Linked DNA regions of Homo sapiens: region 1 is linked to region 2. The links are chromatin contacts, found by Hi-C or POLR2A ChIA-PET in ENCODE. All regions are on one chromosome and are shown on one strand. The core of a region is the stretch at or near the end of the contact, and the rest is flanking DNA. Distances in the headings are between cores, read along the strand shown. Region 1 overlaps LOC100506023 (a long non-coding RNA gene). Region 2 has its middle 130 kb from the start of TNFSF18.

Evidence for each region. Hi-C counts contacts between places; a loop is a spot of excess contacts on that map. ChIA-PET counts read pairs that join two places held with the same protein, here RNA polymerase II (POLR2A). Pooled maps may share reads with other maps.
Region 1: a loop to region 2 is called in a map of PC-9, with 14 times the contacts of the local background. The contact joins two enhancer-like sites. A Hi-C loop is called at or near these places in 1 of 168 maps with a recorded cell type or tissue (PC-9) and 2 of 50 pooled maps. POLR2A ChIA-PET finds 5 or more read pairs at or near these places in 2 of 52 experiments (AG04449 and BJ).

The regions. Positions count from the first base shown.
Region 1 is chr1:173,267,040-173,272,298 of GRCh38, reverse strand. All of the region lies in intron 2 of LOC100506023 (a long non-coding RNA gene), which reads left to right. It also overlaps a transcript of TNFSF4 not described here. Among named protein-coding and RNA genes, the nearest start is that of TNFSF4, 62 kb to the right of the region's middle. Within about 2 kb of position 2,383, at least 2 of the 41 ENCODE cell types and tissues checked have a DNase peak (open chromatin) inside an H3K27ac peak, as active enhancers do; they include PC-9, where a contact is called at or near this core.
Region 2 is chr1:172,914,847-172,920,277 of GRCh38, reverse strand. No RefSeq gene overlaps it. Among named protein-coding and RNA genes, the nearest start is that of TNFSF18, 130 kb to the left of the region's middle. Within about 2 kb of position 2,162, at least 5 of the 41 ENCODE cell types and tissues checked have a DNase peak (open chromatin) inside an H3K27ac peak, as active enhancers do; they include PC-9, where a contact is called at or near this core.

The sequences.
Region 1 (5,259 bases), core at 1,134-3,633, 350 kb before region 2:
GTTACATACATATACATGTGCCATGTTGGTGTGCTGCACCCATTAACTTGTCATTTACATTAGGTATTTCTCCTAATGCTCTCTGCACCCCCCACCACCCCACGACAGGCCCCAGTGTGTGATGTTCCCCACCCTGTGTCCAAGTGTTCTCATTGTTCAATTCCCACCTATGAGTGAGAATATTTGGTGTTTGGTTTTCTGTCCTTGTGATAGTTTGCTCAGAATGATGGTTTCCAGCTTCATCTGTGCTCCTACAAAGGACATGAACTCATACATTTTATGGATGCATGGTATTCCATGGTGTGTATGTGCCACATTTTCTTAATCCAGTCCACCATTGATGGACATTTGGGTAGGTTCCAAGTCTTTGCTATTGCGAATAGTGCCGCAATAAACATATGTGTGCATGTGTCTTTATAGTAGCATGATTTATAATCCTTTGGGTATATACCCAGTAATGGGATGGCTGGGTCAACTGGTATTTCTAGTTCTAGATCCTTGAGGAATCGCCACACTGTCTTCCACAATGGTTGAACTAGTTTACACTCCCACCAACAGTGTAAGAGCATTCCTAATTCTCCACATCCTCTCCAGCACCTGTTGTTTCCTGTCTTTTTAATGATCGCCATTCTAACTGGTGTGAGATGGTATCTCATTGTGGTTTTGATTTGCATTTCTCTGATGGCCAGTGATGATGAGCATTTTTTCATGTGTCTGTTGGCTGCATAAATGTCTTCGTTTGAGAAGTGTCTGTTTATATCCTTTGCCTACTTTTTGATGGGGTTGTTTGATTTTTTCTTGTAAATTTGTTTAAGTTCTTTGTAGATTCTGGATATTAGCCCTTTGTCAGCTGATCTTTGACAAACCTGACAAAAACAAGAAATGGGGAAAGGATCCCCTATTTAATAAATGGTACTGGGAAAACTGCCTAGCCATATGTAGAAAGCTGAAACGGGATCCCTTCATTTCACCTTGTACAAAAATTCTTTCAAGATGGATTAAAGACTTAAATGTTAGACCTAAAACCATAAAAACCCTAGAAGAAAACCTAGGCAATACCATTCAGGACATAGGCATGGGCAAGAATGACTTCATGACTAAAACACCAAAAGCAATGGCAACAAAAGCCAAAATAAACAAATGGGATCTAATTAAACTAAAGAGCTTCTGCACAGCAAAAGAAACTAGCATCAGAGTGAACAGGCAACCTACAGAATGGTAGAAAATTTTTAGAATCTCAGTTCTTTAAGGATGGACTAAATAGTTGGTATCATCACTTACAAAAGTGGCTTAAACTCGATGCAGCTTACGTTGAGAAATAAAGTTTATATTTTATATTTTTATTCCATTTTCTCATGAACTTTCAAAAGTACTCTCATATATATTTCCAAAGATTCAGTTCTACTCCATTGGTATGTATTTCTGAAAATTTGGTTCTACTGCATTGGTCAGATTATGACTCTAGTGCCACCTCATTAAAAAATGTACTATAGCTTTATAATATGCATTCACATCTGGTTGGGAAATCTCCCTGCTACTGTTGTATTTCTAATAGTTTTTGCTTTTTGCTTCCTTTTCTTTAGGCTTAGCTCCCTTGTTGCTTGTTTGCTTTAACCACAAGTCTATATAATTCTGCTCCTTCACAGCCCAACATAATTGGGAAAAAATGTACCACCATGCTGAGTGTCTGACTTTAAATTTATGATTACTCATCTTAAGTATTATGCTCCCCAATAATAGTCCATATTTCCCTATACTATTTACTCTCTCACTCTTCTAGATGATCATTTTGTACCATCTCTTTTCTCTTCAAATCTTTCGTTCCCAATCCTCACCCTCAGTTGTAACCCCTGCTTCCTCCTCAACCTTCTGCTTACTAAGCATTTGAGAGCCCCAGGGTCCTCTTCACTTTTCTATGTACAGTCATTGCCTAGGTGAGCTAATCCAAGCTCATGACTTTAAGTGGCACCTTTACACTAGCAATTCCCAAACTTACAGTCCCAGCCTCGACCTCTCCCTTTAACATCAGTGTCTAGCTGCTACTCATCTTTACTTTGAAGTATAACAGATATGTGAAACTTATAAGTTCCAAATTGAACTTCTAAATGTTTTCCCCCAAATCTGCTCCTCTCATGGTCTTCCCCATTTTAGTATAGGGCAACTCTATTTTTCCAGTGCCTCAAGTCAAAAGACAATTGAGATTGTTCTTGACTTTGCTCTTTCTTGCTTACCACACACCTGCTCTGTTAGCAAATTCTATCACATCTGCTTTCAGAGTATTCTCACAGTCTGACCCCTTCTTAGCATTCCTGCAACCTTCCAGGCTGGAGGCATCATTATCCTTATTGCAATAGCCTCTTGGCTGGTTTCCCTGCTTCTTCCCATCACAGCCCTTCCAATGTGCTCTCAGCAAGTGGCTGCAGTGATAATGTTAAAACATGAATCAAATCATGTCATCTCTTTACTGAACCCCAAAACAGTTGTCCTCTTTTATCTAAACTTTCTGTAGTTTCAGTTACCAGTGGTCAACCATGGCCTGAAAATATTAAATGAAAAATTGCACAAATAAACAATTCATAAGTTTTAAATTTCCACTGCTCTGAGTAGCATGATGAAATATTTCACCATCCCACCCAGGACATTAATCATCCCTTTGTCCAGTGTGTCTATGCTGTCCATGCTACCCGCCTGTTAGTCACTTCATAGCCATCCGGCTTATCAGATCAACTATTGTGGTATTGCAGGGCTTGTATTCAAGGAATCCTTATTTTACTTAATAATGGCCCCAAAGCATGCAAAAATAGTGATGCTGGAAATCTAATTATGCAAATGGAAGCTGTAAAGTGCTTCTTTTAAGTGAAAACGTGGAAGTTCTCAGCTTAATAAGGAAAGAAAAAAATTGTATGTTGAGGTTGCTAACACCTATGGTAAGAAAGAATCTCTTATCTGTGAAACTGTGAAGAAGTAAAAAGAATTTCATGCATTGTATACATAGGGTTTATCTATATAAACTATCTGTGGTTTCAGGTATCCACTAGGGGTCTTGAAAAGTATCTTCCTTGGAAGATTGCATTCTGCCATTCTTATTTCATCTACCCCTCTATCTACTCCCTAGACCCTCTTGATTATTACTTTCAATAGAGCTTTTAGAAATTACATTTTGCATTATAAATTATAAATACATGTAAATATTAATTCATTCCACCTTAGTAAGTCACGTGCACATAATGTCTTTTGATAAAAATAGACTATAATGAGGAGAGTAAACGTTGTACTCTATCTGAACTGCATCATTGAGGACATGAAAAATGACTTCGTCACATTTTTTGAGGTTATGTATTTACAACTGTGGTCTTTATCAGCACCACTTAAGATTTCAAATATGGTAGGTGCATAATATCATTTTGCTATATTCCTTTTTGTCCCTAATAATGTCATTATGTCTGGGTCTACTTTATCTGATAGTAGTATAGTCATTTCTGCTTTTATTGATTATGCATGATATATCTTTCCCCATCCTTTTACTTTCATCCAACCTATGTCATGTTTGAAGTGAGTTTCATGTAGACAGTATATAGCTGGATTGAGTTTTAAAAATCTACTTTGCCAATCTCTTTCAGTTTGTGTAAGTCTGACATTTTATTATTTGTTTTCTGTCCATTCCCTCTGTTTCTTGTTTTTCTTCATTTCTTGGCTTCCTTTGGGTAACTTACACATTTTTTAAGAGTTTCATTTGTATTTATTTATAACATCTTTGATTATATCACTTTGTGTAGTTTTCTTAGTGGTTGCTCTAGGTATTTCTGTGTATATACATAACTTACCTTAGCCTACGGGTGTTGCTGTTTTACCACTGTTAGTGGTAACCTAAGTTTAGAAACCCTATTTCCATTTCAGGTCTCTTTAGCTTCTTCTGCTTCTAGATATAATTGTCTTAAATATTTCCTTTACATATATTGAGCATCACATCAGATGGTATTAGAAGTTTTACATCAACTATGAAATATGATTAATGAACCTCATGAAGTGAAAGATGGTCTATTATATTTGCTGCTGTTTTTTCTCCTTCAGTTGCCCTTCTTTTCTGTCTGAAGGCCCCAGCCTTCTCCTGTTACCATTTTTGCTCTGTTTGGAGAGTTTGTAAGCTCTTTAAGTGTAGGTCTACTAGAAACAAATTCTCTTGATTTCCCTTAATCTGAGGATGTCTTTGTTTCTCCTTTGTCCTTGAAAGATAGCTTTGTCAGGTGCAGGATTCAGAGTTAACAGTGTTTTCTCTAAGTACTTGAGAAATCGTTCACCAAATTTTTTTGTGACCTCTATGGTTTCATATGAGAAATCTGCTGTCATTTGCTTTGGTGTTCCTTTACAGGAATACTTCCTCTCCTTCTCTTTCCTCTCCTCTCCTCTGCTCTCCTCTCCTCTCCTCTCATCTCCTCACTTCTCCTCTCCTCTGCTCTCCTTTCCTTTCCTCTCCTCTCCTTTCTTGTTTCCCTCCATCCACCTCCTCTCCGGAAATTAGTTTCTATTGTACTGGCAATCTGATGAAGGACTGACTAGTGAGTAATCCTGGAAGCAAATCCTCCAGCCTTAATCAAACCTTCAAATGACTGTAGCCCTGGCTGACAGCTTAACTGTAATCTCCCAGGAGACTTTGAGCCAGAACCACCTAGATCATTCATGACCCACAGAAACCACGAACTAATAAATTCTTGTTTTAAACCACTGAGTTTTGTAGTAATTTATTATGCAGGGTAAGATGACTAATGCAAAAATCCCATTAATTAGATCAATGTCCCACAATGGGTAATTACTATCACACATACAATAGAGCAGATATTTCATTTTTATGATTGGATAGACCTACTGGTATGCAAATTGGGAATCAGCATTTATAATATGTGCTGCATATATTTGAGGGAAAAGTGCACAATGGCCTTTTGTTTTGTTCATCACTGAAATCCCACATTATAGGAGAAAATATGTTTTGTTTAGTTGCTGATGATCTCATGAACTTCAATATAGCCTGGCAAAGGTATGTTGGGGCTCATAATTCCAGGATACTCACTATGTTTGCAGAAAGAATGGGTGTTACTCTGCTAAAGGAGGTTAAGCCCAAGCTCTATTTCACCTTATTTTTTAAAGGAGAATAGTTGATTAATAATACATCTTTCGATCTTAATTTATGATTAAAGGAAATAGTGAGACTTGTGGATACAATCAGGTAACAGTCACTGGCTATGCATCTTTTCAGTGCTGTGT
Region 2 (5,431 bases), core at 913-3,412:
TTTCTGATTGTTCTTATCTCCTCAGTGAAGAACCAAGCAAAGTAATCAGCTGAAAGGAAGGAACAGTAGGTTTATTGGAGGATTGAAGAGAGAGGAAACAGTGTGAACCAAAGCTATCATTATGTAGGGAAGGGATGTGCTAGTAAGTCCAGTGTGATTAATGTCATTTGAGGTTAGTGCTGCAGCTCTATTCAGCTACTCAGTGCAAACAAAAATAGGTGAAGTATTGGATTTAACCACGTGAATGTAATGAAGATCTAAAGGGATGAGGCAGTTGAAGGTGTATGTGACAGAGCAATGATGAGGATAATGAACCAATCGATTAAACTGAGAAAGGTGAGAAGAGCAGCTGTGGAAGGGATAATGAGCAATGAAAAGAGGAAACAGTGAATGGAAAAGATTCCATGGGCAGTGGAGGAGGGTTACAAGAAGAACTGAATTGGAAACATGCAAGTAGGGATCAGAGAGTTTTGAGGGAGATTTGGTTCTTGCAAAGTATATGGTCTAGGGTATAACTCTGGGAGTAGATGACTGAGGTGAGCTGGGGTAGCATTTAAGAGCATTGGGAAAGAGATCAAGGGACTGAGAGAACAAGTATAGAATGGATTGTCCCTGTGGATATTGAAGTAATCAAAAATTCTGATAAGAGTAGTGGGTGAGGAAAAACATGGTGAACTGGAGGCTAAAATTTTTTATTGAAAAGAGAGGTGAGACTTAGGGCTTAGGAGGTAGGTAGGTGATGAGTATGGAATCTACTGGCAGGCATTTTCAGATAATGTTTTTAAAGGATTAACAATATTTGGGAGAAGCACTGAGAATCAAAGACACATATCTCATCTCTAGTATATAGTACAAGGTTTATGAGAGGAAAAAAAACATCTTCACTTGAAAGGGATGTGGGAGAAGCAGTATGTTTAAAGGAGACCCGGATTTCACTTAGGACAAGCTAATGAAGAGAGTTGCGAGAGAAGAGGCTGTGTATACTGGAGATATTGTTGAGGCTTGACCATAAGAAGAGAAACCAGAGAAAGGGTTTGGGGGACCTGCCTGGGAAGAGATGGGAGATGGAGTCAAAGTAGGAAATATAACGAGCAGTGTGAGGAGAAGAGAGGCAGGATAACCTGAGGGCATGCCCTAAAGACTCCAAGGTGAAGGCAGATGATCGATTCTGACTACAGCGCCTTCTTGCATTTAGTCCTTAGGCAGTTTGTGGTGGTAAGTTTTGGAGGAGTATTAAACATGAGTTTGGGAGCCTGGGAAGGGTCTCACTAGAGGCATGTAGAGCTCTGTGGGCCTCCTTTCAATCCTGGAATGGAACAATTGCAGATATTCAAAAGACGCTCTATGGGCTTGCTTTCTGTTAAGTAGATGCTAACTGATCATTTGTTTTATTCGTTTATCAATTATTTATGGGGAGCCCACAATGTGGAGGGCACTGTTTTAGACTTTGGATAAACAAACACACCTTTGGGTCTCCTGGACTTTACGGTTTAGTGGGAGAGAGATATTTAAAGTAAATAAACCAAGAAACACAATATCCAACTGTGCCATTGCTATAAAGACAAAGAACAGGGTGTAATGAGATCATGCAACCGGGTACCTTATGGTATTTAATTCTTCTACATTCTTTGAGTGTACCATGTTGCCTAGCTCCAAAAACACAGCTAAGAAGTAAAAGTGAAAACATATGTTAAGGTTTGATTATTTTCTGAATTAACTAATGAGACTGATTAAGGTGAGACTAAGAAGTAGTGAGACTGATCCCAAAAAGCCACCAAGAAATTACTAATTGCCTCATAATTATAATATCCAGATAAAACTTATTTTTCTACTAGTATATAGCCCTTCTCTTGAATTAACTTTAAACTGTAATTAAGTGACCAGTGTTGTTTAAATATGAGAAAACATTGTGTGGATGTCACTTTGGCACAGAGATACCAGATATGAATAAATGGGAAAACCTCAACTCCATTCATTGTTCTGGGTGGAGGTGGTAGGAAGTTGCCCACAATAAAATGCAAAAGTGCCTTCTGCTGAAATGTGCCCTGAGCCCACTTAGTCACAATATTAAAATGCAGATCCAAGTATTTGGAACAATATGCTCAACTTCTGGTCTATAGCTCCTGAAATGCACTGGGTCCCTATGACTCACTGGCAGAACACGGTTGAAAGAATGTCGAACTCATAAGAGAAAAATGTAACTCCCTGAGATGAATACAACCAACAAGAGAGTGCTTGCCAATGAGAAAATATTGAATTGTTAAAATGCAGTTCTGGAGAAGGCAATACAGGTGTGGAAGGAATATTCTATACTTGTCTCTATCACAGGAGTGTGTTGCTACTTCCAGCAAACTCACTTTCCAAAGAGAAGTCTTCGTAACATTTCTTCAAGGCCAATAATGCCAAGAGTGAAGTTTGCATAAGCTTTAAAAATTTCCCAACTTACCTACCAACTGAAAAATAGGTCAACTTTCAGTCTCAAGAGTAAGAAACTAAATGCATCAATGGGAAGAAACTAACTGCATCAATGGGGTCCTTTTTCCAGTTCAAATTAGGGACTTTAAGTCAGTTTTCCTTGGGAGTCTCCCAGCCTGAAGGAAATAAAAAAAAAAAATAAAAGCAATTAACACCACTTCAGAACTAGACTAGAGATCCACAAGGTAAACATTTTGAGAAAAAGCTAAGAAAAAATCCAAAAGATGAAGGAACAAGGCATCCAGTTCATCCAGAATCCTTCAAGCTTCTCTTTAGACTCATCCACTCACCCACCCATCCATCCATCCATCCATCTTTCCATCCAACTTTCTATTTGATTTTTGTTCGGCTGTCGTTGACCAAGCAGCTACTAAGTGTCTAGCTGAGGTTCACATATCGACAAGACACAGTTCCAGTCTTTGAGGAGCTAATTTGTAATGTTGCAACAAGCCACCAGGTAACCACACAGACAATTTCCATACTATCTAAGAACTGTCATGATAGAGTTAGCACAGGTGCTTTGGGGACACATAATAGGGTGGGGAACTTCATTCAGTAAAGGGCAGGGTAGAGGGGGAGCAGGTCAATGTCTTTAAGGAAGTCATATCCATGCCAAGATGTGAAAGGGGTAGGAGTCAGGCAAAGGAGAGAGGAGAAGGAAAAGTATGGATAAAAAACAAGTGTGTGCTGCTCATTCCTGGGTAGAATCTACAGTGGCCAGGCTTGTAACTCAGCTTGGGCCCCAGTAGGCTCTGTAGGAATGAAGGGTCTCCTGAGGCTCTAACATCCACTCAGACCCAAAGCAGTGAGGCTAGAGGGCTAATAAAATGTGTGGTGATATAAATGTTTTCAGTAAATATTTACATGAGGTAAATATTCAGTGATGGGTGATGGAAGATGGAAGATGGAGCCAGAAGGTAAAACCCTTCTGGAAAGTAATATTTTAGGCCAGAATCTAAAAGTGAGTAAATTCAGGTGAGTAAGAGAATGGAAACAAGTATCCTAAGCCTAGCAAATGCCACCTGCCATGGCCAAGAGAGTGCTATGGCCAGAGTACAGGGAAGACCTCAGAAAGACAGGCAAGGAGTTGGGTGGAGAAGACAAAGTGAACCTAGGCAGTGCCTACAAATTTGTGAAATGTTATTTTGAATATCCCCAAAGATGGCAAATCTTTGTTTTATAAAGGTGATTATTGAAAGTAGCTGAATGTCATGGAGCCCAAACTGATGAACCATATGAAAAATAATCTGAAAGAGTGTCTTTTAGCCCAAAACAAGATTTAAGTTATGAAATAACAACATAAACATTTTCTTATAAACTGGCTCTGAAGTAACCCAAAAAAGAAAGACAAAGCAAAGAACAGGGCTATAATATGCTCTCAGAAAAAATAGTTTCTTAAATTAAGTGGATGGCCTCCAAAGGTGACTTCCTTAAAGTGACAGCACTCGGTTAGATGCTTGTAAATTTAGACAAGATATTTTTAAGTTCTGACTCAGTGATGTCTAATCTCTTGAGAATATCCCCTGAGAGTAGATTAAATATTTGTGAAGATATAAATTGCATTGAAAAGCACACTCCAGATTTTGGAGCTATGGAATAATTCTCTTTGAAAGGGATGTAATAGGCGCCTCACCTTCTCCAACTCTCACCCTAAGCAGTGTCTTTATCCTTTCTTAGATTTCCTCCTGGGTTTCTTTCACTGGCTGAATATGGATAATGTTGATTTTGTATCATTAACAGATGCAAAACCTCTCAGGGGAAGTTTCCTCTTGATTATACACAAGAGCTTTGACAAGTCTCAAACTATAACATAGAAGAGGGTGGGACGCACCATCTGAGACTTCCCAGCAAATCTTTATCTCATAGTAAGGGTGGGATGGGGAACACATTTTCAAGGTCATTGTGAGCAAGGAAGTGTTAATTCAAAATAAACTATGAGTTGCTATTTAATTGGGGCAGGGATCAATGTGTGGGGCTTAAAAGTCTGGGTTTAGTGCTTTCAGGCCCTTTACCTAAATTTCAGCGACCATGTTTTGGTTTGGTTTGGTTTTTTAGAGAGGGACACATCTAATGGTGACATATTTGAAGAGTTAACCTGTTAGAGATGTAACACCTGTGTTGTCTGTTGTTGTACAACATAGAACTGAACCAATGACTAAGTTAAAGGAGAGGTAGATTTCAACTTATTGCATGGAAGAATTTGGTGATAATTGCTTGAAAAAGAGTGAGTTCTTCCTTAAGTAATGAAAATTCCCCCACCCCTGTTGTCACCATCAGAACAGGCTGGACAGATATGCAAGAAGTCTTTATACATTGGCTGGGGTGGGGATGTTGGTTTGGCACAGATTTTGTAATCAGGGCAGCACTTTAGCCACACAGACCTACTGAATCAGTATCAAAGGAAGAAAAGGGGAAGCCTGGCAATCTGAACTTTTAACAAGTTGCTCAGATAATCAATGTAGTGTGCAGCTTTCCAGGCACCAGGACTCCATCCAGCACATGTAAACCAGTGGTCTAAAGATCTATTTTCTGACCTCTGGGTAATTTCTGTTGTTATATCGACTCTCTCTCGCAAAACCTTTCTTCTTCCCCTATATGCTCAGGCTCAATGTTAGAAATCCATTATCTTACCAGTCTGGAATATAATTCTGGTTGGAATAACTGGCTTAGATGATATTTGAAGGCATGATTTACACTCATAATTTATGACTAAATATTAATTTAACAACTCTCACATTGTGCCACTGAGGTAGAAAAACCACAGAATTGGACTGAATGCACTTGAGTTGGCATTGATGCAGTTTTTTGCATCACTTGGACAGTGTTGGATTCTAAAATAGATTGTCAGAATCTTGGCAAACAGGATACACGTAAGGAAGAGTTTAGGAAAGGCCACCTGTGAAGTAGGGGAATGTCTGAAAAAAAAAAAACTCTAAAAGTCCTTTCAATTCCTGTG